Linked DNA regions of Mus musculus: region 1 is linked to region 2. The links are chromatin loops, found by intact Hi-C in ENCODE. Cell type or tissue: gastrocnemius. All regions are shown on one strand. Each heading gives the region's core, and the rest is flanking DNA. Links, peaks and the distances in the headings are about the cores only. Region 1 holds the start of Ap3m1 (adaptor-related protein complex 3, mu 1 subunit). Region 2 overlaps Adk (adenosine kinase).

Region 1 (15,301 bases), core at 4,478-12,477, 62 kb after region 2:
CAACCTTAGGTATCATTCTTGGGAATGTAGCCAGCCCCCTTTGACAGTTTCTCATTGGCCTACAGCTTGCCAATCAGCCTACAAACTGTGTCCTCACCTTCCCTGTGCTGCTTTCCAGTAGACTGCACCACTATACTTGGCATCTATATGTGCTCTGGTATCAAACCCAGATGCCCCTGCTTACAAGATAAATGTTTTACCAACTGAACCATCCTTCCCCATACCCTCTGAACAATCTTTAATCATTTAGATCAGAAGGAATCACGATAACTGGCTCTTGGGACTCAATCTTTCCTAATACCAAATTCATAGCTTACAAGTATTTACTCTAATGATCAAGTAGAGCTGTGTCTACAGTAGGTAAGGCAGAACTTGAAATTGGAGACATAGAATCTACTTAGAAAGCTAAGAAGAAATCTAAGCCAGGGTAAAGTCTAAACTTCAGACAACAGGAGATTAGTAGTGCTACTAACTAATGTGGGGACAACTGCTGAAGGCCAGGATTTAGGACAAGAGATGGACTCACTTGCATATATGTGATCTTAAAGATCAGCAAGTCACTTAGAGAAACTCAACAGTTAAACCTGGCTTCTGAAGACTGTGTGATGGCAGCCTGGAAATCCCAGCACTGGCGAGGTGAAAGCAAAAAGACTAGAAGTTCAAGGTCATCCTTGGTTCCAAATCAAGGTCAAAGTCAGCCTGGGAGACCTGAGATTGTGAGACCTGAGAATACAAAGATCTCACACGTGAAAATGCCCAAAATTGCCGGCCGTGGTGGCACACACCTTTAATCCCAGCTCTCTGGAGGCAGAGGCAGGCGGATTTCTGAGTTCGAGGCCAGCCTGGTCTACAGAGTGAGTTCCAGGACAGCCAGGGCTATACAGAGAAACCCTGTCTCAAAAAACCAAAAATAATAATAATAATAATAATAATAAAATAAAATAAAAAATGCCCCAAATGAAGCCTAGACACTTATTACCTTCTACTCCAGTCAGGCTGAGTTATATCTCCCATCCTAAGAGGCCCCGCCTTCAGAATAATTTCCCTGTAAAGGCAAACTCCTTACTTCCCACCTAGTTAGCTTCTAGTCAGGTTAATAATGATCACCTTGTATTTTTCACAAGTTCCGCTTAGTTCACAGGAGTAGACTAGCACCTGGATCTTACCTTTTTCTTTCTCCATACTCAGTTCCTAGCACAGTGCCTGAAATAGCACACACTTGAAAGACAGACCGAAAGAACAGACTGGGCATGTGTTCAACACTACTTGGAAGATGCTGTGTCTTCTTAGAGGTGACCCCTGAGGCAGTGAGCTTGGCTAAGATTTCCAAAGCAGAGAAAAGAAAATTGAGTAGTCCTTGTGTAAATGTCTGATACTCAGTTTCTTTCTCCTCAAATGAAAACATGTTACAATCTGATTCTTTGAAATCTTAGCAACTTCCAGGCCCTGAAAAGCAAGCAGCTTAACAAATGGTAAAGAATAAGAAAGGAAAAACTCTTGTCAGATGGGCCTCCCAAAGCAGTTTCTCACTCTCAACAATCCTGACAGTTTTAGCCTGACAATCTCGATCACAGAGGGATTTCTTCTGTACTGATAAGATGCCCAGAAACACCATTATGCATTGGTCGGAGCATCATGATGGGAGACCAAACAAGGAAATCTCTACAGCTGTCAGATGTTGTGGTTTACAAAGGGACTCACTATATAACCTTGGTTGACCCGAGCCTGCCTCTGCCTCTGCGTCCAAACTGCAGGGATTAAAGACATGGGCCACCATGCCAGCTTTTCGCTTGTTTTAAATCACATTTAGTTGTTTGTTTATTGTCTGTGTGCGTGTATAAGTGCATACCAAACGGGCTGTCTTAGTAAGGGTTCATTGCTGTGAAGAGACAGCATGAGGACGGCAACTTTTTTTTTTTTTTTTGGTTTTTCGAGACAGGGTTTCTCTGTATAGCTCTGGCTGTCCTGAAACTCACTTTGTAGAAATCCGCCTGCCTCTGCCTCCCAAGTGCTGGGATTAAAGGCATGCGCCACCATGTCCGGCTGAGGACAGCAACTCTTATAAAGGAAACATTTAATTGGGGCTGGGTTTCGGAGATTTAGTCCATTATCCTCATGGTGGGAAGCATGATGGTGTACAGGTGGGCACAGTGCTGAAGGAGCTGAGAGTCCGATTCTTGATCCATAGATGACAGAAGAATCCTTATTGCACTATGCCTAGCTTGAGCATAGTGAGACCTGAAAGCCATAGTGACACACTTCCTCCAATAAAGCCACACCTACTCCAACAAGGCCATACCTCCTAACAGCACTACTTATTATGGGCCTAGCATTCAAACAGGTAAGTCCATGAGGACCATTCCTATTGAAAGCACCACATGGGTCCTGGATCTGGATTAACACAGGTCATTAGGCTTGGCAGCAAGCACTTTTCCTCTCTGAGCCATCTCACCAGCATCTTTAAACTTTACTCCACTCCCCTACTCCACCAAAATTATCACCAAGTTTTGCTAAATGTTTCGTCTAAGATAAAATTCCCCAAGTTAAAAATCACTTCCTAGGCTGGAAGGATGGCTCAATGGTTAAGAGCAAACTGCTCTTTCAGAAGAGCTGATTGGGCTCCCAGCACCCACGTCAGATGGCTCATAACTGATTCTCTTCAACTCTAGATCCAGGGCATACAAAGCCCTCTTCTGGCATACATGTGACACACATTCACACAAACACACACACATACACATAAATAAAAATAAGAACTATTTTCCTAAAGATAACTGACAACTCACAAATTCCTAAATTCTTTTCCTAATATCTATAAATGCTTTTTACTAATTTATATGTTCTCCACTGACGAATTCTATACATTAAACTGTGCCTACAATTTATGCTGTTTTCTCTCACAGTTAAACAAAATTGGTAGAAATCTCTTAACTGCCAGGAAAATCATAGAGCAATTCAGCCGAAATGCATTATCATTCAGCAATCCTAACTAACAAAGGGAGGAACAGTCTACTCAAAGGTCTCTGCATAAAATTAAAGAATCCATACAGTCAAAATCTTTTAACTTCACCTGTGCAGAAAGCAATAGGTTAGCATTATGGAAAGTGAATTTTATTCCTCTAAATTATCTACAATTTTAAATAGACAGATATGTATATGGCTCTTCATTTTTGGTAAAATTGAGATAATTATAGAAATGGTCTTATCAGGTTGGTTTGGATTTGAGTTAAAATACGTAGAATGCAGAAACAGCACCTGGCATATACATATCTAAGTATTAATCATTACCATGGATCATTTTTAAAAATGCATACTCGAATAGAAGCATGTCTTGGATGTTGTGTAAACACACTAGAACCAAATAATAAACTTGAATCCTGATGCCCAGGGTTCGAATTTTCCTTTCTTAAATGTTTTCTTTGAGCTTCAATATCCTCACCTGTAAAATAAGGTTAATCCCTGCATTTCTTTCATGGAGGCTTCTTTATACCGTTACTTCAGATGGTAAGCACTGTTAAAATGGATCATCATAATATATAAAGTATCATTTTTATTAAAAGAAAATCTAAGGAGACAGTATGCGTTTATTCAGTGGGCGGGGCCAGAGGACAACAGAAGAACAGAATAGGTTCACTCCGTCCACCACGTGTGTCCTGGAGTCTGACTGAACTCAGGTCATCCGACTTGGCAGCAAATGCCCTTATCTGCTGAGCCATCTCACTGACCCAGATAATCTAAAATTTAAAATAAAACATCCTCAGTTTTTTGGTTGTTTTTTTTTTAATGTTTTACGTTTGTGGTATTAGACATGCACAATAACCTTCTAAGAATAATAGGCACTAAATAAACCCACTAAAAGGGACCTGCTCAGACCCATTCCACCAAGAACATGATTTGGGACCCCCCAACTTTCCTTTTCAGTTGTGAATCAATTCTCCTTTTGAACATGGAAAAAATATGTTGAAATAAATGGAATTTGCCTTGTATAATCAGTAACAGGCCCACGGTTTTAAATCAGTTTGATGCGTCTATTTTTAGGTAGCAAAATCACTGCCTTCCAATGAGCACTTCAAAGTCATCAGACACTGAGCGCGCTGGACTTTATACTTATTAGGAAGAAATTTTTTTTAAAAAAACGAACGGCTTTTTGTAAATGAAAGTTGCAACATCAATTGTGCGTCAGGTGTTGGGAGAGAGAGCTCTCCGCTCCTGCCAAATATGCAAAGGGGAAAAAAAGAAAAACAAACAAAAACTTTCCTAACCTAAGCCTGAGGTTGCTTGGGGGTCCCATGAAGGGGGTCTCCAAAGATGATTTCAGAAAGCTGACGGAAAACTCAAAACGCTCTTCTGCAACGCCTTCTGAAGAATTCCAAGAATGTTATCTTTTACCAGGGTCCAGGAGGCGCCGGGCGCCTTCCCGCTAAATACCCTAGGAAAGGATGCAGCTCCAGATAGGTCCTTTGGGGTCGCGCTAGCGCGGCCCGCGAAGACAAGCACGTGGCGCCAGAGGAAGGCTCGGCCCCCGGGCCAGCAGCTCTGATTGGTCAGTGGCTGCCAGGGCCGAGAATGCACCTGAGCAGAGTCCAGAACAAGAGGGCACTGAGGGGAACAGCAGCTACGCGGGCAACTCCCCGAGCTGCAGGTCCAGCGCGTTGGCCCCACGAACGCAGCCACCAACCAGCTGCGCCAGCCCACGTGGGCCTTGGCTCACTGCGAGTGCCATCTCCCTCCTCCCCCACGTAGGGCAGCTCTCACCTCAGCGCTTGTGGCGCTTCCACCTTGAGCTTTTTGGGCTTGGGCTCGTCCGCAGCTGCCATCTTCACACTCTCACCGTAGTTTGGCTCTGCCGCGCGTCCCGCCCCTCAGTCCGGTGGCCCCGCCCCTCAGCTCGTCACCGCCCCCTTTCCACTAAGCCCCGCCTCTCCAAGCTCCGCCCAATCCGTGACTCTAGTCCATAACCATTGGCTCTACGCGCTTCCCTACAGGACCTCGATTACTACGGTAAGGGACCCCAAACGGAGTTAGGCTGCGGGTGAGCGCCTGCGCTCAGGGAGTGCCAACCTCCCCGTTCCTTCAGCCCCTGAGTAATGTGGAAGAGTCAGATCTTCAACCTCTGTAGACACCGAGCCTCTCACTGAACGCCGTTCCGCTCGTTGTGTCTATCTAGTCCAGCCGACCTCCTTGGTGCCTCTGCGGCTGCTAGTCAGGCAATCTGCTGGGCACTCCGAGCGCGGGGTCCTCGCGGCATTCTCTGCTGCTTCAGCTGCGGTGCAGAGAGGACCCGGCACCGAATCACTGAGTCGCCCAGGTGTCGGGGTGAGTGTGAGGGCGGGGAGTCTCCGGGCTGGAGACCTCTCCAAAGCCGGGGAGTAGACCGCATAGCTCCGGCTCGGGACTCTAGCCTGGGCTCCAGGAGCGTCCCCGCTGCTGTGCACCGGGGCCGCGCCTGCCCGGCACGTCCGGGCTTTCTAGCCAGCTGGGCCGGAAGGGAGCGGTGCACCTGCCACGTAGGGTTCTCGGACCCTGGACCCCAGGCACGGGAAATGTCATCTATAGTGAGGTGCAGTACCGACGACTTGAATTTGTAGGACCCCAGGTTTGGCCTTGGAGGGCAAGTCCCCTGAAGAAGCTAAGAACGCTCTCTTTATAGGGTGGCGCCTGCGTGAGCTGGCCTGGGATGGGGAAACAGTGAGTAGGGTGTTGCAGCTTCTCAGGAGACAGGTGACAGGGCTGTAAACTAAGAAGGTGGCCTGGAGAATGGAAACATAATGAGGGGTGGGCTGATTGGATGCAGTGGATTTGTTTGATATTGAAGCTTTAACTTCCTAGTTGAGAAGTTGAGTCACTGTAAAAATCCGGCGTTCTCGCGGGGAAAGAATTTTTTTTTTTTTTTTTTGGTGGCATTTGGGATTTTGACTTGAAAACACATTACACAGAAGAAAAGGAATTTTCTGCAGGCAAATATATAAATCCTTCCTCTGTATTGAAAGAAGAAAACGTGCCCCCCTTTTGAGAGAGTCCCACTGCTATTATCGTCTGTTTCTCAGTGTCTTCCTGGTTTTTAAACATTTTTTTTTTACATTTATTTGTTTGTTGTATGTGTGTTGCATGCCACAATATACATGTAGAATTCAGAGACCAACTTCTGGGCCACAATTCTCTCCTTCCACCATGAGGGTCTTAGTGCTCAAACTCAGGTCCTTAGGCTTGCTAGCAGACACCTTTTTTGATGAGCCATCTCAGTCTCCTTATCTTTGTTTTACCTACTTGCTGCTTTTAGCTAAGAACCACACTGCTATGCCGTTGCCAACATCCTACTGAGTTATCACTAAAATTACTTTAACCAACATCACCCATCACATCAAATATGACAATCATATATTCTCGGTATAGATTTAAAAAAAAAAGTCTTGGAGCTGGAGAGATGGCTTGTCAGTTAAGAGCACTAGATGCACTTTTGATGAACCAGGTTCAATTCCTGGCCCTCACACAGTGGCTGACAACTGTCTGTAACTCCAGTCCCACGGGGATCCTACTCCCCCTACTGGCCTTCTTGGGCACTGCACACTCAGTGTACAGATACATATGCAGACAGAGCACCCATACAAATACAATAAAAACTTAAAGAAAAAAAACAAAACTACTTGCGAATCAGAAAAGTTAACCCCCTTTTAATGCATAAGACATAGATATATTTTAAGTAGGCATGTGTTTTGGGGTTTTTTTTTTTTTTCTAATTTGTGTGGGAGATGCTGCAGAGAACCCAAGTTCAGGTCTTAACAACCAATAACTCCAGGGAATCTGATGTACTTTTCTGGCCTCTGCAAGTACCTGCACTCACATGACATATACAAACAGAAATACATACAAAATTAAAGTTTAAAAAACTTGGGTTGTGAGCTGCCTGAGATGGGTGCTAGGAACTGAACTCTGGTCCTCGGCCGAAGCAGTAGATGGTTTTAATCCCACCCCCTGTATCTCCAGCTTTAAGGGATCCACTGTCCGCTCCTGGTCCTCATGGACCTGCATTTACATGCACAAACCCACACTCAAATACACATAATACACATCTAAATTATTGAAAAAAAAAGTCTTATCAAACAGTCTGTAGGGAACAGTATGATTTGCTGAGGGTAAAAGACTGGAAATGTTAGATCATTGGTGGCCAGCAGTCATGGCATATGCCTTTAATCCCAGCACTTGGGTGGTAGAGGCAAGCAGACTCTTGTGTTAGAGGCCAGCCTGGTCTACAGAGTGAATTCCAGGACAGCCGAGGTTACACAGAGAAACCCTATCTTGAGAATAAAAAGGAAAATTTTAAAAAGGAAAATTGTAAAACATTTTTTGATATTTATTTTTATTACTTGTTTATTATTTGGGGTTTATTTTTATTATTTGCATTATTGTATGTGTTTGTATGTGGGTATGTGCACATGAGTGCCATGCCCATAGAAACAAAAGGCAATAGATCCCCTGGAGCTGGAGTTATGATCTGCCTGACATAGGTGCTAAGATTGAATCTGAGTGCTTTGTTTGTTGAGTTAGGGGTTCAGTTTTGTTTTGTTGTTGTTGTTGTTGGGGGTATGTTTTGTTTGGTATTTTGTTGTTGTTGTTGTTGGTTTTTCAAGACAAGATTTCTGTGTGTAACCACCCTGGCTGTCCTGGAATTCCCTTTGTAGACCAGGCTGGGCTGGAACTCACAGATGTCCCCCTGCCTCTTCCCTTGAAGAGCAAGGTATTTGGCACCAAGCCCAGCATAATCTGGGTCTTCCGTAGGAGCATGTACATGCTCTTAATCACTGAGTCATCTCCAATCTGAGAAAACCACTTCTACTCATCCTTTTAAATCTTCACAGCTTCACTTCTGTGTGGCATTCCCCTAGAAATGCATAAATATGCTTCAGATACTAAAATTCTCCAATACACTTCAGATACTAAAACCCTTCCCCATTTTTAAAATTCTGCTTCAGCTCCATCTTAGGCTTTTTTTTTTTTTTTTCCTTTTTTAGTTCCGCTTCCTTGCTATTCAAATACTGGCTTTTTCTTTCATATATGTTCCTTGCTATGTTCATAATTTATTTGGATATAACTCCTTATAATACCCATTAACAACATATCAGTCTCTTTGAAGGACTAGACTCAATCAAATACAGTGATTGAATGTACTCAGTTGAGTCAAATATATTAGGAATTGGGTCAAATTATGTATGACCAGGACTAACTATTTCAGCTGTCTTCTTATTTCTGTACAACATACCCAGACTTAAATACATTTTTTCTTAAAGCTTGTCCAAATCTCATTGTATATTTTACTCCATTCTCTTGTTAACCTTCTAGTACAGGCTCCTACTAGGGCAGTGCCTGAGAAGGCCAGAAGAGGGCACTGGACCCCCTTGGACTAGAGTTAAAGACAGTTGTAAGGGTGTCAAGCCTTGTCCTCTAACCTGCCAAGCATCCATCTCTCCAGCTCTGATCCATCACTCATCTCTTAACTGGTGTCACATAATTTGGTGACTTCTTATCCAATTTCCATAGTATAATTAGTATAATCTCTCCAGAAATGTAAATCAGATTTGCATATTTTCTCTCAAAATAAAAAATTAAATAAAATGTGGGAAATTAGTTCACTGAGAACAATAAACAAGGCAAGCCTTGCCCCATGACCAGTGGCTGTTTTCATATTCTTACCTTTTTTCCAGCATTTCTTCAACCTTAAGAGTTGCACATTTTGTTTTGGATTTCTTTCATGTATTCTCTTTGTACGTGTAACCCTTGAAGATTCCAATAGTTCACTCTATTTATCCTATCATATGAGTTGCTTCTTACTATATTTGTATTTGCAACTGACGAAAAGTATAGAAATTTTCAGTTTAGCATATCCCCAAATGCCTAATATATAAATATAGAACAGTTTGTTGAATAGGGGAAAATGGTTAAGATTCTGGTTGAGAATCAGAGGAACTAAATTCTTCTCGTTTCATATTTGTGTATGTGTACATGCATATGTGGGGGGGGGGCGGTGCATGCAACTTCAGGGATCCCCATGTGTGTGTGGATCAGAGGTTTAAGTTGGGTGACTTTGTGGTTCTCCACCTTGTTTCCTGAGGCAGTCTCACTGAACCTGGGCCTCACTGACTGGCTAGAATAGCTAGCCTGAAAGCCTGTCTCCACTCTACAGTCCCCAACCCCTTATTCCACTGTTAGAGTTACAGAAAGGAACCACCCACCACCTCCTGTTTTGATATGGCAGTGGGGATCCAAATTCAGGTTCTCGTGCTTAAATGGCAGGCTCTTTACTGACCTAAACATCTTTCCATCCCCCATTCTCTCACTGTGTATAAAGGCCATTCTGTGCCTCCATTAAGCTCTGAAAGAAACCTTGGGTGTGGTGGATGACTGTAGTTCCTGTTGCTTAAGATGCTGTGGCAAGGGATAGCTTAAGGCCATGAGTTTGGCAACATACGACTATCTAAAAAGCAAAAGACACACTTACCTTCCAAGAATATTTTGACTGTAATTGTCAGGAAGAATGCACACATAAAGAGGATTCATGAAGTAGTTACACTACAATCAAATCTCTGATGGGTGTGTTTGCAGTTCAAAAGTCACATCCACATACAGTTTGTGGTGGTGGTCAATCAAGTAAGGAACAACATAACTGCAGCTACTAAAAGCATAAGTGGCTAAAGAAATAGGCTAATTTTTTTCTGTTTCATGAGGTGTTGCTTCTTATATACATTAGGCAATTGATCATAATATGGATAGAAAAATTAAGATCTTTTCTTATTATAGGAGGTTAAAATAGGTTTTAAAGCCAAGTGCTGTTGAGTGCTGGAAGTGTTAAGCTCTCAGCACAAAGGATAACAACAGTAAATCCAGTGGCTGGGTTGACAACCAGTGTTCTGAAACCTGAACTGCTACCGATAAAAACAACTCTGGTGGAAACTTTCCTGGAAAGAATTTTTCACCAGATTAAGAAAGTGAGTGGAAATCTAACCCTAAAATAACCAGTCAAAACAAGCACCTGTCTTAGAGAGTGTTGTGATAATGGAGTGCCACTGTGTTCCAGGGGGCTAGTGCTTTGACATAACCTGTGTCACCTCTTTTGTTTCTACTCTAATCAGTTAAACTTTCTCAGCATAAAATCAAGAGCATGTTTTGGTTTCTATATGGAACATATCCTTCAACTCTTCCTTTTAAATGAAGCCAGAAGAGCACATTGACTATAGCATCTGTCTATAATGATATCACCAACAGATGTCAGTATGATAAATACCGTGACCAAAAGCAATTTGTGGAAGAAATTTATTTGGCTTATACATCCTGATCACAGATGCTCGTTGAAGGAAGTCAGGTCAGGAAATGAAGAAAGTGCAGAGGCAGGAAACATGGAGGAACGCTGCTTAGTGGCTTGCTTAGCTTCTCACATCACCCAGGAGCCTAGGCATTACACCACCCATGGTGGGCTGGGTCCTACATTAATGACCAACAGATATGCCCAAAGAACAGTCTAATGGAGGCAATTCCTCAATTAGACTTTCTCTTCCAGATTTACCTAGGTTGTGTCAAGTTAACAGAACTAACAATATATTGTATATTGCACTAATTAACTATCCTGTGTTAAATAAACTTGCATTCTTGGAATAAATCATATTTTTTATGATTTAATTTGTTGCTGAATTTTGTTTTCTAGAATTAAGAACTTTTCCATCTGTGTTCTTAAGTGATCTTAATCTGCTATTATTTCCATTGCCTTTGTCTGGTTTTTATGTCAAGGCAATATGACAAGGAATTTTTTTTTTTTTAAACCAGCTCAGCAGACTCCAAACTCTGCATCTCCACTGATTTATTTATTTATTATATGTAAGTAGCTGTCTTCAGACACACCAGGAGAGAGCATCAGATTTTGTTACGGATGGTTATGAGCCACCATGTGGTTGCTGGGATTTGAACTCAGGACCTTTGGAAGAGCAGTCGGCACTCTTAACTGCTGAGCCATCTCACCAGCCCCAAGGAATTTTTTTTAATACAATATATTTTGATTATATTCTTTCTCCTTCCCCTACCTAGGTCCTTCCCTTCCCCATACCTACCCAGCTTTGTGTTCTCTCTTTCCAAAAAGAAAAGGAAGAAAAATCAGACAAATAGAAAACACAGACAAAAAAATAACAAAACAAACATCCACACACGCGAGCGTGCAGAGTCATCCTCGTGTTGTCAACCACTGTGGATGGTGCCTGCCCTGCCCAGTGATACACCAGTGGAGAAAAACAATTTTCCCTCTCCTAACATGTATCAGTTGCAAGCAGTTTGGTCAGGGGTAGGACTTAGTGTCTGCGTCCCTTTCTTTACCCTGGGATTTTGTCTGGTGTGAATCTGTGGAGGTCTTTGTGTGGTGTCAGAGTCTCTACAAGTTCATATGCATATCATCTCTGTTGTGCCTGGAAGATGCTGTTTCTTTCCTTGGAGTTGTCCACTACTGGTTCTTGGACTCTTTTCTGTCTCTTCTACATAGTTCCCTGAGTCTTGAGAGGAGGGATATGATAAAGACCTCCTGTTTAGGGCTGAGTGCTCCAAAGTCTTTTACTCGCTGTACATCGTCCAGATGTGAGTCTCTGCATTAGTTACAATCTACTGCAACTGTGCATTTTCAGTGTACAGTAAGCATAACCCCTTTTTTTTTCCTCCACAGAAAATGATCCACAGTCTATTTCTCATAAACTGCTCTGGCGACATTTTTCTAGAAAAACACTGGAAGAGCGTTGTAAGCCAGTCAGTGTGTGACTATTTCTTTGAAGCTCAGGAGAAAGCTGCTGATGTTGAAAATGTCCCACCTGTCATTTCAACACCTCACCACTACCTCATTAGTATCTACCGGGATAAGCTCTTCTTTGTGTCTGTGATACAGACCGAAGTGCCACCTCTCTTTGTAATTGAATTTCTGCATCGAGTTGCTGACACTTTTCAGGTTTGTATCCGTCAAACTGTTGTTACTAAATCACCCAAGATAGTTCAAGGACACATACACACACACACACACACATACACACGTGCGCATGCTTTCATTTGTTACTTAAATTTCTGATGTGTACTGGCTGACTTCTCTTTGTAACTAAACAATCTCATAAACACTTGCAGAGAGTATACAGTAGCGCACGTTGCTGTTCTGCTCATTGCTTTTTATGTGTGGCAAATTATATCATGAGGAAACAGGAGTACCCTCCACTAAGCACTCTCTGGATCATCACAAGGTCTTTATTGTCATGAGCGCCTTTATATTTCTGTTTTCTATTTTCTATTTGATGAATAAACCAAATAGCTTAAAGCTTTGTATGTGTTTGAGTGTGGGTTAGTGAGGGCAAATGAAGTTTATAGCTCACATTGCAGATTGATGTCTCAGTACTTTCTGTCATGATATATAATAGGAATCAGCTCAGTATAAATACAATAAGAAAATATTGAAGAGAAATGTTAGGATTTCCATAGAGAACTTTTTCAAGTCTATATATTTCTAGCATCTTAAACCATGAGTTAAGCTACTATTAGTTTACTCTTCAGAACGAAGGGTATTATATAAAAGCAAGCCTTCCTTCCTGCTTTCTCTTGTTCAATATCATGAATATTTTGTTAGGACTACTTTGGTGAGTGTTCAGAGGCTGCAATTAAGGATAATGTGGTCATAGTATATGAGCTCTTGGAAGAAATGTTAGACAATGGATTCCCACTGGCTACTGAATCTAACATTTTGAAAGAACTGATTAAACCACCAACAATTCTACGTTCTGTCGTCAATTCTATTACAGGTATGAAAAATGAAAACACTGCTAGGAACTGATCCATTGAAATTGTATAAACAGCTCATTTTGCTCATATGACAGACTATTAGGGTAGTCTACTTTGGCCAAAATTAAGTTACCAATAATGCTTAAATGAATGTATATTTCCGTTCTTTTTCTTTGTCCCTCTCTTTCTCTCTCTTGGTGTGTGGGTGCACATGAACGCATGCCTGCACACATGCCATAGCATGTGTGTGCAGGTCAGAAGACAGTGGTTCTCCCTGTCTGCCGTGTGGAATCCAGAGATTGAATCAGGCCCTCAGGCATGGCAGCCAATGCCTTTACCCAACAACTCATCTGACCGGGCCCCTTTTCTTTTTGGGGATGGAGAACAATAACAAAAACAGATCCTATGAGGTCAGGTGTAGTTCACATGTGTACTCATATCACTTGTTAGGAAGCTAACCAGGGAATTGTTAATTAAGTTCAAGGCCAACTTGGTATATAGAATGAGAAATATGTTTTGTTTCATTTATTGAAAGAGGCTCAGTCTTGAAGGACAAAGGACTTTTAGGGTTAGGGTATAGCTCATTTTCCTATTACTGGGTTCAATAAACAGTACTTCGAATAAAGAAAAACTAATAAAATAGGTAGAAAATTATTAGTAGACTTCATGCATATTGGGCTTTATGCTTTTTTAAAAAAATAAGCTTAATTGGGTTTAATTGTAGGCCATACCATATTCAGATCATCTTTTGATTAAAAGTCTTCCACAAAAAGTGGGCTTCCTGGCACAAGCCTTTAATCCCAGCATTCAGGAGAATTTGAGGCCAACCTGGCCTAAAGAGTGAGCTCCAGGCCAGATGGGATGATATCCAAAAGGAAAAAACATCTTCTAAAGGAAGATTCTTATGGAATGCTATGTACCACTCCAGCCACATCTGTACTTGTCCTTTTAACATCAAGGAGTTACACTCTAGGAAAAGTAGTTTAAATATCTAAACATTTTAAAGAGTACTTTGATATTTCATGGACATTGTTGTGAGGCACTGCAAATCTCTCACAATACTGTGTTTGGTGGGGGAAAGCACAAACTGTTAGATATAGATATATATATAAATATTTGCAAAGAGAAACATGCTAAAATGTTTACATTGACTATCTTTTTAGCTAAGAAGCCATCCTAATTTTTGCCTTATACATCTTAAAATATGTGTATGAATGTGTGTGCGTGTACATGGAGATGTCATGCTCTATGCGCTCACCAAGTCCTTTTTGAGACAAGGTCTCTGACCCTGGATCTAGGTCGGTGGCCAGCAAGCCCTAGCCATCCTGTCTCGACCCCCACAGTGCTAGGATCACAGGTGTGTACAAAGTCACACCCATCTTTTTATGTGGGTGCTGGGATCTAGCAGGTCCTCATGTTTGCATAAGCAAGCACTTTTATCCACTGAGCCATCTCTCCAACCCATTTCATACTTTTTAACTTTTAAGAAAAAAATGTATTTGATAGGAAAAACGTACTAATTTGTCATGTAAAACTATAACATGAGTTGATGACATAAAGAGAATGGGTTCAGACTGAATGTGGTGCTGTCACCTGTAATCCCAGCTACAGTTGTGAGGTCACAGGTACAGAGGAGCCTTGCTTATTAAACTAAGGCCCTGATTCTGTTTCCTAGTACCACACCTATATGCACATACCAAAGAGTGGTTCAATAGTTGAAGTAGTCTTTCTTGAACTACCAGGCCCTAGCACAGGACCCATCAGAATCGGTAGATTGTGGAATAAGATAGAGAAATAAGAGCATTAATGAGAAAATAACGCATACAATGGGAGATTGAGCTGTATTAGCCCCTCTAGCAGAAGTAGAGCTGTTGATAACTGAGCACTGAGGGGCACACGGAACAGCTGAAGCTGGGCTGATGGGATGGCCAAGCCTCCAGTCCACGACAGGGAGCTGAGATGGGAGAACACTTCTGCCAGGGCTGAGCAAAACATTTAGCTTTTATCAGAATGCAGGCGGGGGAGCACTGAAGGCTGCTGAACAGGGAAATAATATGATTAAAGCAGTGTTTTTCTAAAACTCTTACAAAGGAACAGGCTGGAGATAGGAACACCAGCAATAAATAGACTATAAAATTAATGTTAGCTTTGTTAGCTACACTCAGTGACACACATCTGTAATCCTAGCATTTGGGAGGCTAATATGGGAGGATCCCCAGTTCTAAGCCATCCTGGACTGCATATATTCCTTGTCATTAAAAATTAATCTAGATTGGAATATATTGTGTGACTGTGTAGTCAAGAATGACTGAATTTGCAATCCTCCTGCCTCCATTTCCTCACAGTTGATAGGTTTAAAGTGTACACTCAACCGTTGAATGCTGGACATTGAACAAAAAGCTTCATGCACACTAGGCAAGCACTCTGCCTGTTACATCCCCAGCCCTGAAACCAGTTTCTGTTTGGGGTGCTTTTGTGTGTGTCTTGTTTTGTTTATGGAGACAGTCCTCATAAGAGC
Region 2 (15,301 bases), core at 2,390-10,389:
TTGAGGCTACCTTCCATAAGAAGCCGTCAGATCAGTGTGGTGTGGATCAGTCCAGTGTCATCGCCTCTTCCCTACCCTGATGCTGTCTCTTCACAATTCCCTTCTTCTAAGCCCGTTCCTCAGCTACAGCCCATTTGTCCTTTCTTGTAATCAGACCTAAGCCAGCTCTACATCAAGTTTATTTATCTCTTGTTGCAATGGCCCCGGAATAATGCCAGGTTTTATTGCTTCTTTTAAAAAGATTTATTTTTATTTCATATGTACATTTTGTCTACATATAAGCATGTGGGCCTGATGCCAGAAGAAGGTGCAGCATCCCCTGGAATGGAAATGACAGACATTCTGAAGTCACCAGTCGGGTTCTAGAAATTGAGAAGCAAATGATGGTCCATCCTTTCGTCTCAGCTCCAAACTTTATCTCTGTAACTCCTTCCATGGGTGTTTGGTTCCAGCCCGGGGATCCATCCCATAATCAGCCTCCAAATGCTGACACCATTGCATAGACTAGCAAGATTTTGCTGAAAGGACCCTGATATAGCTGTCTCTTGTGAGGCTATGCCAGGGCCTAGCAAACACAGAAGTGGATGCTCACAGTCAGCTATTGGATGGATCACAGGGCCCCCAATGGAGGAGCTAGAGATAGCACCCAAGGAGCTGAAGGGGTCTGCAACCCTATAGGTGGAACAACAATATGAACTAACCAGTACCCCCCCACCGCCCCCCAGAGCTCGTGCCTCTAGCTGCATATGTATCAGAAGATGGCCTAGTCAGACAGCAGTGGAAAGAGAGGCCCATTGGACTTTATATGCCTCAGTACAGGGGAACGCCAGGGCCAAGAAGTGGGAGTGGGTGGGTAGGGGAGTGGGGGGAGGGAGGGTATGGGGGACTTTTGGGATAGCATTGGAAATGTAAATGAAGAAAATACCTAATAAAAATTAAAAAAAAAAAAAAGAGGAGCAAATGCTCTTAACCACTAAGGCACCGCTCCAGCCCCAGTCTTACTGGTTTAACCAATGTCCAGCTCTGGTTTTCTCTGCACCGCATACCAGTAAGAAAGAAATACATCATAAACATAGCTGCGATGTTATAAAGAACCATGATTTTATACAGTACCTTTCAAAATAGAAGGATAAGGAGAAACAGGAAGGGAAAAGATAAATAAAAGCAACTTCCAGAATAGGGGGTGACCTTAGCTGTGACTCACAGCATTGAGAATATAGAACCTGAAGAGGCTACCTCCTGTAGGCAGGCAGGAACCTCAGTGGACCAACAGGGACATCAACCCACCCACAAACCTTTTGACCCAAAATTTATCCCGTCTACAAGAAATGCAGGATGGGGGGAGGGGGAGCAGAGACTGAGGGAATGGCCAGCCAATAACCCGCTTGAGAACCATCCCATGGGCAAGCACCAATCCCTGACACTATTAATGATACTCTGTTATGCTCACAGACAGGAGTCTAGCATGGCTGTCCTCTGAGAGGCTCCACCCAGCAGCTGTCTCAGAAAGATGTTGATACCCACAGCAAACAGTAGATGGAGCTTGGGGACTTTTATAGAAGAATAGGGGGAAGGATTTCAGGCCCCCAAAGGGGATAAGAACTCCTCAGGAAGACCAACAGTGTCAACTAACCTGGACCCCGTGACAGCCCAGGGGGTTCAGTACTCCCTAGTATGGTGATACATTTTTCTGAAAGTATTTCTTGACCCCAAACTTGCAGTTAACCTAATAAAATGCCTTGAGATTACTTAGAACTTGAGACTACTTAACCTGCTGTCCTGCTGTTTAACCTCCAAAAGCAGTGTTACAAACCTTGCAATGTCTTAGATTTCCCAAACAACATTTACAACCTATCCTTTAGTCGTGAGTTACAAACTCTTCCACACTCCCAGAATAATGTGTGTATGTAACTATGTCACGGTAATTGCCTACTGAAAGCAGCCACCTTGAAAGTTGAAAACAACCTTAAATGACAAATACCCTATAACTGTTGCAGGCAGCATGCAGATATAGGCTGATAGCGTGTGTGGTTCTAAGTGCTGTTCTAGGTCTCCTGGGAAGTGAAGTCTTCCCTGGTGAAACTCCCTTAAAAGTTTCTGTGATAAATCAATCCCTCCCCCATCTCTTTCCCACCCACCTCGTGCTTTCTGTGCTGTTCAATAAACAGAGAACAAAGTCCTTCTTCAGGGTCGGAGGGAAGACGCCAGCAGAGAATACCAATTTGAGCTTGCTCTTTGTCAAACTGGACCAACAGAAAGTTTCTTTACTTTCATTTCTTAATCTCTTATCAATATACCTTAGAGCTACAAATAAATACATGCACATGTACACACATGTGTACATATGTGGGTATATGATTATGTAAAGAATAAAATTATGCTGTAAAGATGTTGTATCTTCTCCTCAACCGTCAACCTCACTCCCAACAAGTGTTATGCCACTGAGCAGCACCCCAGCTCCTAATTACTCTAGTTTTAGGATTGGATTGTGCATCAAAATCATTATTTTCTACAGTCTTTACTATAAAAACATCAGAATTATATTGAATTGCCTGACAAATCCACCTATAGATGTAGACAATCTATACATATCTATATAGATAGATCGTAGAAATACACACATACACACACATTAAACCTTTAGATATACCTTTAGATAATACCTTAAGCTTTAGGAAAAATTTTTCTAAAATTCTCATAAATGATAGAACATAATTTTGTTAATTTAACTTTCATTTCAAGGAATACTTATTCCATAATCCATAAGCATTTAGGAATTTAAGCAACAAAATGCAGTACACAAAACTATGTAGAGTAGCCAGCATAATGGGATGTAATTAGTCATTAAGAAACTCAGTCTAATATTAGAGACTCTCAGAAAAATTACAGTATAGTAGGAACAAATTCATTAGGGCTGAATTGGGGAGGTAGAAGTGGCTAAATTTTTCTGAAAAGGGTGGGGGGTGACAGAAGAAAGCTGACTCCAGAGGCTATCACTGAAGGAGAAGGCAAGGTCCCAGTTAGCAACAACTTACAAGCCATGCTTGACACTGGACAATTACAGAACCACTAAAGCAATTTTGTTTGGTGGTGTTTGTCTGTCTTTGGCTGACATCAAACTCAAGACAGTCCTCCTGTTGGCATCAGGACCTCTGAAACCTGTGACATCACATAGGTGGGACCTGCAGACCCATTACCAAGGCAACAGCCACCATATCCCCAGAATCCACTTAGCTCACCTCCTACCTTTACTTGTGTTACATCATTACCCATATATATAAAGAAAGCCATACCCCATCTCTCTCTCTCTCTCTCTCTCTCTCTCTCTCTCTCTCTCTCTCTCTCTCTCTCTCTCTTCCCCCCTTCTCTTTTCTGCTGCCACCTTGCCCCTCTTACACGTGGAACTGTTTTGGCCTGGTGTGCTATGTTCCAACTCGAGCCACTATTCTAACATATCACCTCCTGCCTTGGTCTCACAAGTGAACTAGGCATGCTGAGCCACACCCATCTCTTCAAGTCTGTTAACATTATAGTCAACTGTGGGATGAATTCACCTTTCATAGAGGTGGACCATTAGGAGGGGACAGGACAAAGTGAACGGAAGGTTACTTAATAAGCAGAATGACAGAAGGGGCAGGACTGGAGGCAGGCAACCTTGGGTCCTACTGTTAACACCTCAGGAGGGAATCATCAAGGAATAAAGAACGAGTAGAGTCAGAGTTGGAGACATTCTGGATATTCAAGACATTTTATTCACTAAAAAGCATACTGAGTCAGGTATGCTAGTGAACACCTTTAACCTCAGCTCAGGGAGGGTGGTTGAGTTTAAGGAGAATCGGGCCTATTTACCAAGTTCCAGTCCTGCCAGGGACATACCCTGAGACCCAATCACCAAACATAAGTAAGAAAGCCTAAAAACAAAAGTATACTGAGCGCGTAAAGGTACAAAGACAGAGGGAACTTTACCTTTGGCTGGCTCCTGAGATGAGATGGAAGGAAACAAAATTACAGGACAACCTAGCTCTTCTAATGTAAAATCTGGCCAGAAACCAGATCAGGGAGGTCAAGAAACCTTCTGGGCTGGCTGTGGGGCAGCGTGCCTTTATCAGACTGTGGAGGCACACGTTTGTGGGTTCCAGGTCAGCCAGGGGCACACTGTGAGACCCTATCTCAAAACACAAAATTTTCAGGAACATCTCTGAATCTTTCTGTTTACTTTGTTTTGAAGACACAAGCTCCACTGTGTAGCTCTAGCCATCCTCGAATTCATTTGTAGATCAAGCTGGCCTTGAACTCACAGATCCACCTGCCTCTCTGCTTCCTGAGTGCAGGGATCAATGGGGTGTGCCACTATCACCAGCTTAAGAATCTTAAAACTAAAAAAAAAAAAAAAAAAAGGAAAGAAAGAAAGAAAGAAAAGAAAAAGAAGAAAAAAGAAATTACAAACCCTAAAGGAATTGGAATCACTAAGACACCCTAACAGGCCAAATATCAATAATGAAACTAGTTAGACAACTGACACATTTCCTTAGAGATGATGAGAGAGCAAAGCAGGAGAGGTTTACAATTGCTCTCAAGGCAGGAATGACTCACAGTGCCCTTGAGAAGCCATGCCTGGGAGGCTTCTATGGAAGGAGAAAACACCACTTCAAAGTGGTCGCCACAGACAGGAACATAAAGCTATATACCACTAGGTATTCTATTTCACAAGTGTTTTGCCAACCTGTATTCAAACTGAAAGCTCGTGATCAGAAAATAAAGATCAAAGTTCCTTCACCAAAAGAGCAACCCCCGGGTTCAGATGTTTTCACAGCACACATATTGAGCAATGACTAGCGTTAGGTAAAATGGCAAAGGCAGAGGGCACAGTGAGGTAGGTAGGGGTGGGGAGGTGCTTCCCTCGCATGTGGGAGGCACCGGATGGGATCCCTGGCACCAAGGCAGAAACGTTCTTGTTAATTATGATTGTCATACCTCAGGAGAGTCGTTAGTAAAATTAAAAGTATGGTACTTAACACTGTTTTTATCTGAAAATAGGCAGAAATGTGAGGAATATTTTCATTATAATAATGAAAATGGGAAGGTTTAAATTAGGCATTAAACAGTGCCTGATGCATAACTTAATTAATAGTTTTTACACCATTAAATATATGCAGGCCAGGGAGAAGGCTCGGGGGATAATGCACATGGTGCTGAAACTTGAGGACATGAGTAGATGTACACAACCCGCCCAAGGGTCAAGTGCATGCGGTGACCCATCTGCAACCCAACATGCACCACGCCCTGATTTATAAAGTTCTGAGAACCAGGCGTAGGGCCTCAAACACACTACACAAGTACTCTACCCACTGAGGCAAATCCCCAACCCATTTGTTTGCTCTGCAACTGACTCAGAAAGAACATGTGATACAGAGGACAATCACATTAGAAAGTTTGTCTGAGTAGTTTTTTAAAAGAAACACTCTCTTATTGTCACTAAATTCTCAACTATAATTACCTCTAGAGCTGCACTAGCCATTCGTCACCATGAAGGGTCCCAGCCTATAACAGAACACCAGGGATGAGAAACTCCAAACCATCCACACCGAAGACTGTGAGGCACTTGCAAGCAAAAGCTTCGTAAGAGTACTATATAACTCAAGACTTTTTAAACCTGAAAGATATGTTTTCACAGTATATTTTCATGATGGTTCCCCTCCCCCAATCTCTCCCAGATCCTCCTCCCCACCTCGACCTCCCAACACAAAAACAGAAAAATAAAAAGCAAAAGAATAATAGGACAAAAAAAAAAAAAGTACCAAAATAAAACAAAAGTCTACAAAAATACTACAGAGTTTATTTTGTGTTGGCTAAACACTCCTGGGCATAGGGCCTGCTGTGTAATGCAGTTGACACACCCAGTGACACTCCATAGGAGAGCTGCTTTCCCCTTTGTATCAAGTGTAAACAGCTTCTTGGTTATGGGTGAGAGCCTCTGTCCACACCCCTCATTGCCAGGACCCCATCTGTGTAGGCCTTGTGTATGTTGCACGGTCTCTTCAGTTTGTATGCACATCAGTACTGCTGTGTGTGTTCTCACTGCCTTTCTGCCTCCTCTTCAGCAGAGATGCCTGATCCTTGATGGAAGGAGTTTGGTGAAGACCTCTCATTTACCACTGAGTGTTGCAAAAGTCTCTCCTCCTCTGTTACTATCTAGTTGTGGATCTCCGTGTTAACTCCCATTTAATGCAGGAGGAAGTTCTCTGACAGGAGTTGAGCAAATCTCATGACTTTTGATAAAATAAGTATCTAAAAGGTTAATGCTCTCTTTTGCTACACACACACACAGAGAGAGAAAGAGAGGGGGAGAGAGAGAGAGAGAGAGAGAGCGAGCAAGCACTCAATCACTAAGCTATACTCAAAGTCCAGAGCAACATATTTAAAAAAAAAAAAAAACAAAAAAACAAAAATACCTGATTAGAGAAACCTAAAACTGTCTTTTAAAAGCTCAAACCAAAAGAGCAGTTACAGTAACTATATAAACTTAACTACCAACATGAAATACTTGCTAAAATTAGGAGCACTTAAAAACGAATTTGATTCAAATGTTGGAGAAAAATCAAGTCTTTTGCACTCTGCTAAGAAAGTATAAGGGAGCACATTTAGGTAGGCCTAAGTGCAACACGCATTTCATTCACTCAGGCGATACCTTAAATTTCTCACTAACACAAAGCAATTTCAAGAATAATACAAATTCATACATTATTGGGGGAACTTTGCTATGAGGAATGTTTTCACACATACTAACATTTTTTAAAAAAAGAACTGGGGTCCCATGGTCAAAATGTCACCCAGAGTGATTGGATATAAAAGAAAACTTCAAAAGAAGGTCCTGATCTCTTCTACATAAAACCTTGACGGCTTTGTTAAATTACTAGAAAGTCATGCTGCAGTCTTAACGGAGTTCCACAGAGGGAGCCAGAAGCAAAGAATAAAGCGATGATAAAGCAAACTTCCAATCACAGTCTGCTGGAAGTTATGGGTTTCCAGTCCATGATATGAGCTCAGAGTATCTTCTGACGGTCCATCTCAGTGATCAACCAACTCAAAATAGCACAGACAGTATGCTTGTGGTAGCACTCCACTTCCAAGAAGACACAAACTACAAACTCACTAACTACACTTACAACTAGTAGTGGTTTTGTTCAGTTTTGTCTCAATTACTTAAAAAGATGGCCCTCTGGAAGACATCATCTCTTCATTTTTTTGGAGAACAAGTCCACATAACCTAGCTTCAGTCTCAAAAATAATACATCCAAGCCGCAGTATACCCAAAGGTCCCTAGGAGATGCAGAAGGTGTACTTCACGCTTTAATATGGAGCCAGTACCCACTGATCACAATGGAGAGTTGGGGTAAGATGCCTATCACACAGATATTTTGAATTTTATCAGAAGCTTAGTTTGTTGTTTTGTGATAAATGATAATTTTTGTGTAAAAAAAGACTGTATGATCATCAGTTCAGTAATAATATTGATGATGACAATGGTAATGGCCGCAATTCTCCCTGCAAGAAGGGACGCACTTCATTTCTTATTCTAGATAGCATGCTACTTGAAGAAAAATCAAAGTTATTTCTCATACACAGTTAATTACATGGGGCTGCAGAAATGGTTCAGCAGTTTAGAGCACCGGCTGCTTCCCAATAGATCTGGGTTCAGTTCCCAACACCCACTTCACAACCAGTTCACCAGCTTCCAGGGGGTCTGATACACTCTTCTGGCCTCTACAAGCACTAGGCACATATGTGGTATACAGACATACATGCAGGCAAAACAGCAACACACATGAAATAAGTACCAATTTTGTTCAAATAAAAGAATAATTTTATGCTACTGGTACTAACACATGTTCCTTCTACTTGAGATAAAATAGAAGACTTTGTATGCATTTTCTGTATTCTGCATAGAGTACTAGTGTACACCCTAAGGAGCTTTTCAAAGACTAATTCAAACAACATAGAAAAGTTACTTTGTAAAGATTAAGACTACATAGAAAAACAGTTTGAAAAGTAATGATTCTGGGCCCTGCTGGGATGTAGTTCAGTATTTAGAGTGCTCGCCTGTATCCCTGAGGCTAGGATTGGTTCCCTCCACTGGAAACAAACACAGTGTATAAATAAATGTTTCCTACATGAAAGAGACTGGAACCTTAGCTTGAATTTCCCAATGGAAGTAACATGCATCAAATCAAAGAAGTAAGATGGAAGAAGTTGGACATGTTCTCGGGAAAGGAGACCCAAGGCAAGCAAGGACTTCAGTGATGAGGATTCTGATTAAAACTCTCAAGGAAATGAAAAATACACAATAGGCTTAATATACCATATAACACACAAAATTCAGAATATAACTCAATTAAACTATAAGTCTGACATTTCCTAAGCACAAAAGCTTTCTGTATTAATCTGACATAAACCTTTGAATTTTTGCCTCACCTTGGAAGAATTTTAAATATCTTCAAATTGAAAAAAGTCAGATATACACAATACCTAATCAGTTTTCGGCAACCCATTTGGTTGTAGGTCTAAGGTGATTTCTAAAATCACAAATTGGTCCTGTGATATTAATTTAGGCGGCAAGATACTGTGTGTGTTGTTCTCAGTCACTAAACCGAACACTAACCTTCTTTTAAAATGACTGTGCATGGAGAGTTGACTGTGGATAAGAACACTTGCTGCTCTTGCAGAGGATTGGGGTTTTGTTCCCAGTACCCACGTGGCAGCTCACAACCATCTGTAACTGCAGGGCCATCGAACCCAACATCTAGCCTCCACCGGAACCATGCACACGTGTGGTGAACATGCTAGCAAAACATTTATAAATACAAAGTAAAATCATCTTTAAAAATAAATAAATACAATAAAATTACTGTATGCTTTAGGAGCATTTTGGTGGAGCCAAAAAGAAGAAGGGGGTGGGGAGCTTAAGAGGGAAGCAGAAGAGCAGCCTCTGGCCCAGCACTGTGATGAATGCTGGTTTACCTGTGACAGGTCCCTTTACTCCTGTGTCTCCCACCCGATGTGTGACAAAATAGGTACTGGGCTTTGCCTTAGCATCTGTCTTTCAAAGTCAAACAAATAAACCTAAGCCCCTTGAAGAGAGATTGATTTTTCTCCCCCTGCTTTGTGGAGTATAGCAAAGTGGGAGGAAAATCAACTATCCAGTTTAGGCTATCTCTATAAAGTGGTATGAATAAGTTTTTGTTAATAACTTTAGCAATTATTAACTTTTCTTTCATGAATTTTCCTGATCACATCTCAACACTATTCACATTCCAAGCAATGTAAAATTTATATGTTTATAAATGAATATGTATATAAAAGTGGTTCTATCTTTTACCATTGCAGGTATGCTCAAATATAAGAAATCAAACTATTCTTAAGTCTCTATTTACAAATAAAGTTAGTATCTTTCACTTTTTTGATTCCTTTATTGAGATATGATAAGTATACAAAACTATACAGAATCTTTGAGCAGTACCTAGTATGAAGATATGACTTGGATATAAAATGCAGGTCCTCGGCCCCTGGCTTTTGTTAAAGGCTTTGTCCATAATGCAATGTTCACAAGGGACATTTCTGGATAAGGAAGGGATCATGGGAGCTCTGTCTTAATCTGTGGACTATCCTGCTAATGGATTAAGAATTTAACCGTGTTATTGAGAGGTGACACAAAGTAGGAAGATGGGAGGCCTCCCTGGTGGTGGTGTGTTCTTAAAAGGAATTACCTCATAGCTGCCTCTCTCCTTCCCTCTCTCTCACCTCTCTCCCTTTAAATCTCTCTGTTTGTGCTTGTTGGTCTCCCAGAACAGCACCCTGCCACCACACTGTTTTGCCACAGTCTCACAGTGATGAAGCCAGCCACCCCAGACTGACTGAAGTCTCTGAGTCCAAAATAAACCCTTTAAATGGGCTCCCAGGCCACGTTTTCACAGACGTGTTAATGTTCAAACACAGTAACTACCACAAGGGGAAAAAAACACTGAATCAAAGGGGCATTTTTCTTATTTTAAGCTATTCCATTTATAAAACTATGATTGTAATGGGGTAAAAACAAATCCATAGAAAACTAATAACCGGTTTCATTACGGGATTATTCACAGAGCCAAGCAGGAGCCCCACAGTTCTGGACTAATCACATCACAACTGTAATTGTTCCACTTGACTAACTTGAAACCATTCCCTAGAGCAGAGTATTCCGTGTATAGAAACAAGCAAAATCCTGCTCAGAAAAACAAATGTCACTGCTGACCGAATTTTTCCCTGTATGGCAAGCGGGTTTTCCAGGGTGTGGCTGGGGAGAATGCCCAAGAAGCATGATGACTGCTTATGGAATAGGATTCAGAGTCTAGAGACTAAGATGGTTTTTAATAAAAACATAATCATTTCACATAAAGCAATACCAACCATCAGTATATTAGAAGCTCTTGTATGCACTGAATCAGGTAAGTTGTATGTAAGTTAGCTAATGATAGTATTCAGTTTTTTTTATAATATCATGATATGTCAAGGTTATTTTGAATGTAAGAAATCAATAATAGTGTTTTATGAGAATGCATGCCTTATTAATTAGATAATTACATTTTAGGGATTTTTTTTGTTTTAGTGTATATGTATAGGTGTATGTGTGTGTCGGTAAGTACTTTACATGTGTCTGAGTGTTTGGTGTATATGTATTGGTGTGTGTGTGTCTGTAAGTACTTTACGTGTGTCTGAGTGCAAGTGCACGAGTACCACAGCACTTGTGGAGGTCAGAGGTCAAGCTCAGGTGCTGTCCATCTTGTATTGAGCAAGGTCTCTTTTGTGGTACACCACGTCCTGTCCCGCAGGCCTCGGGGAACTCTGCTATCTCTCTATCTTCCATCTCACTGCCAAAGCTCTGGGCTCCAGGCAGGCACTGACCTTGTGTTCCACGTGTTCCGGATTCACAGTCAGGTGCTCTTGCTCGCTTGGCAAGCTCTGTACTCACTAAGCTGTCTTCTCAGTCAAAATGTTGTTTTATATCTATATTTCAAAATTTTTAAATCCTTGGTCTTGAGCACAAAGAGATTTGGGTCATTCTTTTTAGTAGATATAAAATATTTGTTCGTATTTATAGGGCATAGTAAGATATAACAACTCAATCCATGCATACAATGTGTACCAATCAAACCAAGGTGAATAGCATTTTTACTTTCTCTGTGAGAATTGTAGATATTTAAATGTCAAAGACACAAATGACATTATTTGTAAACATTTCATGAAGAGCTGTTGATGAGTTTTTAATTTAAGATTCTATTCAAACTTAATTCAGATTTTTCATTAGTGTAGAGGTAAAAAAAAACAAAACAAAACAAAACCCTACATGACAAAAAACAGTAAAAGTAAGTCAGCCAACTGCCAATACTCACCAATACAGAACAGATAGACTACTCAGATAGACACGCCAGACTAAGGCTGGGCACGGTGGTGCATACCTTTCATCCCAGAACTTGGTAGAGGCAGGCGGATCTGTCAGTTTGGGGCCAGCCTGGTCTACAAAGCTAGTGCTAGTTCCTAGTCACCCAAGGCTATTACACGAAGAAACCCTGCCTCAAAAGCAAAACAAAACAAAAAAGGCCAAACTAATCAGCAATAAAAAAGGAATTAAATGGTACATGCCCCAGTAATGATCCATGTCAAACCAAACGGAATAGCCAGCACAGTAGCACGTGGCTATCATGCCAGCACTCCAGAGGCAGAAGCAGAGCTCTGTGGGTTCAAGACCAGTATGGTATGCAAAGGAAGTTCCAAGCCAGCCAGGGCTACATGGTAAAAGTCTATGCCAAAATAGGGGGACAGGGGAGAAAAGAGGAGGAGGAGGAAGAAGAGGGGGGAGAAATAGGAGAGCTTATTTTAAAAACTAAATCACACATATGATTTCCTTTACTCAAAATTCTAGCATAAGCACATTAAAACAGCAACAACAACAAAACCCTCTTAACTACTAAACCCTAGTAATTTGGGGGAAAGTATTCTGACATCTGAAACTTACTTTGAAACGAATCCAAAAATAAATAAATAAACAAATTAATGAATGGATTGGAGACAAAACCTGAAAGTGATAAATAAGTACAGTAAAATATAAATGATAAAGTCCCGATGGTGAGTGTGTGGGTGAATGTGTAGTATGTTTAATTTTTCCATAGTTATATTTTTATGTGTCAGGTAAGATTGTTAGAAACATTTTTCCATAATAAATTACAAAAAAATAAATCATTAGTCAAACTCTATACAAGGAGGTGAACTGTATCTTCTACAGCTAATAGACTTTTAAATAAACATTAAAACAAACTAAAATAGCAAATGATTAAACTGTAACATAGCAGGCAGTACATAGTGTGCATGTACTTGCATGTGCAAATAAAGTCTAGGTTAAGTAAATCAAGACAGATCTGAGTTAGATATGAAAATAAAATGGCTCCAGGGTGTGTGGGTCTCTTCTGTAACCCATCACCCCATAGCTCCAGGATATGTGGGTCTCTTCTGTAACCCATCATCCCATGGCTCCAGGGTGTGTGGGTCTCTTCTGTAAGCCATCATCCCAGCACTTGCAACCAGACCATTACTTTGAGCTCTAACTCTGCCTAGGCACATAGTTATACTTTGCCAGCTTGAACTACAAAGTAACAACTTTTCTCTACATAATTAAATAAAATATGTACACTAATAAAATTAGTATATCTAGTACGCTAAGAAACTTTTGAAGGAACTTTGGAAAATCAGTGTACTTATAAAGGTGATAGAAACCTAATTAATAGGCAAAGTACATAAAAAAATAGAAGCATATAAAAATTTTAAAGTTTCCCTCTTTAGATGATCCTAAAATACAAGTTTCAAACTTCCCAAGCCTATCATTTGTAACTAAAACACTGACAGTCCTTGTCAGATGGCAATCGTTTAATTACTACCTTCCACAAGAAAAATGTCAAAGATGTTCCAGCATTCTGTAAGTATTTCACAAAAGTAAAAAGATAGAACTCTAAAAGAAGTACATTAAAAAATTCAAAAGCATTCATATTTCAAGCTTCATGTTTGAAGTATTTTATTTTATACTAAACAATAGGTAGGTATTTGCTTTTGTATAAAGCTATATAAGACAGGAAACCATGTTTCTTCACCTTTAGCAAGTGCTAGAAAAAGCACCTGAATAAACTACAAATTTAATCATGAATCTCATGTTTATACCAGAGGGGCAAAAAAAAAAAAAAAAAAATGAAATGATGTGTTTCCAAACATACATCTTAATCTGGAAAATCAAATACAATGGGACATGTTTCAGTGGGTATCACAGACAATTACCCCTGGGGTTTACTTGATATAGCACAAACTATATAGTGCAAATTATCCTAATCCCACTATGATTACAGCCATAGTGTTACATATATATTAATTATATATAAATAAGATGCATATGATTTATATATATATGATATGTATAAAAATGATATATACAATTTTTACTTCAAGTGACTTGAACAACATCTGCTTCGAAGAGTGAAGTGTGTACAAGAAAAGGCTAAGCTGGGCATGGTGGCGCACGCCTTTAATCCCAGCACTCGGGAGACAGAGGCAGGCGGATTTCTGAGTTGGAGGCTAGCCTGGTCTACAGAATGAGTTCCAGGACAGCCAGGGCTACACAGAGAAACCCTGTCTCGAAACACCAAAAAAAAAAAAAAAAAAAGAAGAAGAAGAAGAAGAAGAAGAAAAAGAAGAAGAAGAAGAAAAGGCTAATTAACTTACAGTTCCTTGTGCTTGTCTTCAGCCAAGATCTGGTCATTTGGTTTCAGAGAATACCTGCAACACATTAAGAACACACTGGTCAGATAAACATGCAAACATACTTGCCTTAATTAGACATTTGATTATAGGTTCTCCAATCAAATTGAAGTGCACAGCCTGCTGAGTTCTTTCAAATGAGCACTTACAACACTGTTACACGTCTCTGACTTAATCGACAAAGCACCACCAACTTTGCCAGGTAGGGAAGAAACCAGACAATGTCATTAAAATGAGTATTCTGGAATAAATATTTATTCATAGCTGCTTATAAAAATGTATCGAGAAAAACCGTTTGACACAGTCATGCTGAAATTAAGTGTCGACTGTTCCCCAACACTTTGTTAAATACTCAGGTAAACACGATGCCTCTGAGAAAAAGACCCACAATGAGTGTAGTAATCTCACTACTTAATAAGCCCTTCTCACATGTGATACTTTCCTCATTGCTATGGCAAAAATACCTGTCCAGAACAACTTAAGGAAGGGTTTACTTTGGCCCATGATGTGAGGAAGTTCATCGTGTTGAGGATAGCATGGCACAGGAGTGTGAGGCTGCTAGTAACATTGCATCCACAGACAGGACACAGGGTGACACATGCTTATGCTCAGACAACTCCCTCCTTTTTATGTGGTACAGGTCCTCAAACCATAGGATGCTTCCCACCACATTCAGGTTGGGACATCTCACTCAATTCTCTCATGACCCAGATGACTAGAAGTGAGCCCACCTAACTGCACGAAGCCCTAGGTTTGATGCCCAGCACTGGAGGTTAGGGGAGGTGGGAAGCAAGAGCCTTAAGTAGCTTTTCAAAGTATATCTCCCAGAATTTCCTGTCTCTGATATCTGTAGTCAGCTAGCCTGGTGGCTTCTCAGTTTTGCTTTCAGTACTACCCAAGAGCTTAATCAAATAATCTGCTGACATGCAACTGTTGATGACAGTGTTCAAATAACTGGCACTGCTGAAAATTCTCTCTCAATCCAACAAGCAATGGGGACACGCTGGTCAGGTAGCACAATTAACTGTACTGGGAAAGACGTAAAGTCTTGTGAACACTTGTAATCTTAGCAGTAAGGAGGCAGAAGCAGGTCTACGTGTGCAAAGTTAGCAAGATGCTGTCTTTTGTAAGTTTGAGGAGAAAAGTTAGGCTTGGACACTTGGCCAGATACTCAACCCCTGGTACCGCATATACACACAGCAAAGCAGAACACTACCTCAGTGAAGCAATGAATATTATTTATCCACAAGAGTAAGCCAGTTGAACAAAAGCTTTAGAAACAGTTTCCTCATCTCATGTAAAAGCTGTGTTTCTGATCACCATATTTCTTTTATTTAATTATTCACAATCTAATGCATTTGTGTGCTTTACTGTGTGTGGAACAGAATCTAATGATAGAGAAGCTTCAGAATTAGATTTACATATAGATTTTTACTGCAGAAACATAGGGTGATCAATATTCATGAAA

What was found. Hi-C counts contacts between places; a loop is a spot of excess contacts. Peaks named below come from ENCODE experiments on the same cell type or tissue, not always from the same donor. Only the 100,000 strongest peaks of a DNase experiment are listed, where the experiment ranks them.
Region 1: it touches region 2 in a loop (2.9-fold over the local background); 17 of 42 quality-filtered maps call a loop at or near these places.

What each region holds. Positions count from the first base shown.
Region 1 is chr14:21,042,155-21,057,455 of GRCm38, reverse strand. Ap3m1 (adaptor-related protein complex 3, mu 1 subunit) reads left to right here and starts at 5,014. Exons shown (of 9, transcript NM_018829.4): 1 at 5,014-5,316; 2 at 11,693-11,968; 3 at 12,632-12,803. The coding sequence starts at 11,696. Adk (adenosine kinase) reads right to left here and starts at 4,882. Exons shown (of 11, transcript NM_134079.4): 1 at 4,756-4,882. The coding sequence starts at 4,817. In gastrocnemius, for the core only: CTCF peaks have their summits at 6,539 (motif pointing left) and 8,364 (motif pointing right); DNase peaks (open chromatin) are centred at 5,223, 6,538, 7,730, 8,381 and 2 more places; H3K4me3 peaks cover 1,897 bases; H3K27ac peaks cover 2,110 bases.
Region 2 is chr14:21,102,370-21,117,670 of GRCm38, reverse strand. Adk (adenosine kinase) reads right to left here. Exons shown (of 11, transcript NM_134079.4): 3 at 13,798-13,851. Among named protein-coding and RNA genes, the nearest start is that of Adk, 57 kb to the right of the region's middle. In gastrocnemius, for the core only: a CTCF peak has its summit at 6,939; no DNase peak of the experiment used is centred there; H3K27ac peaks cover 243 bases.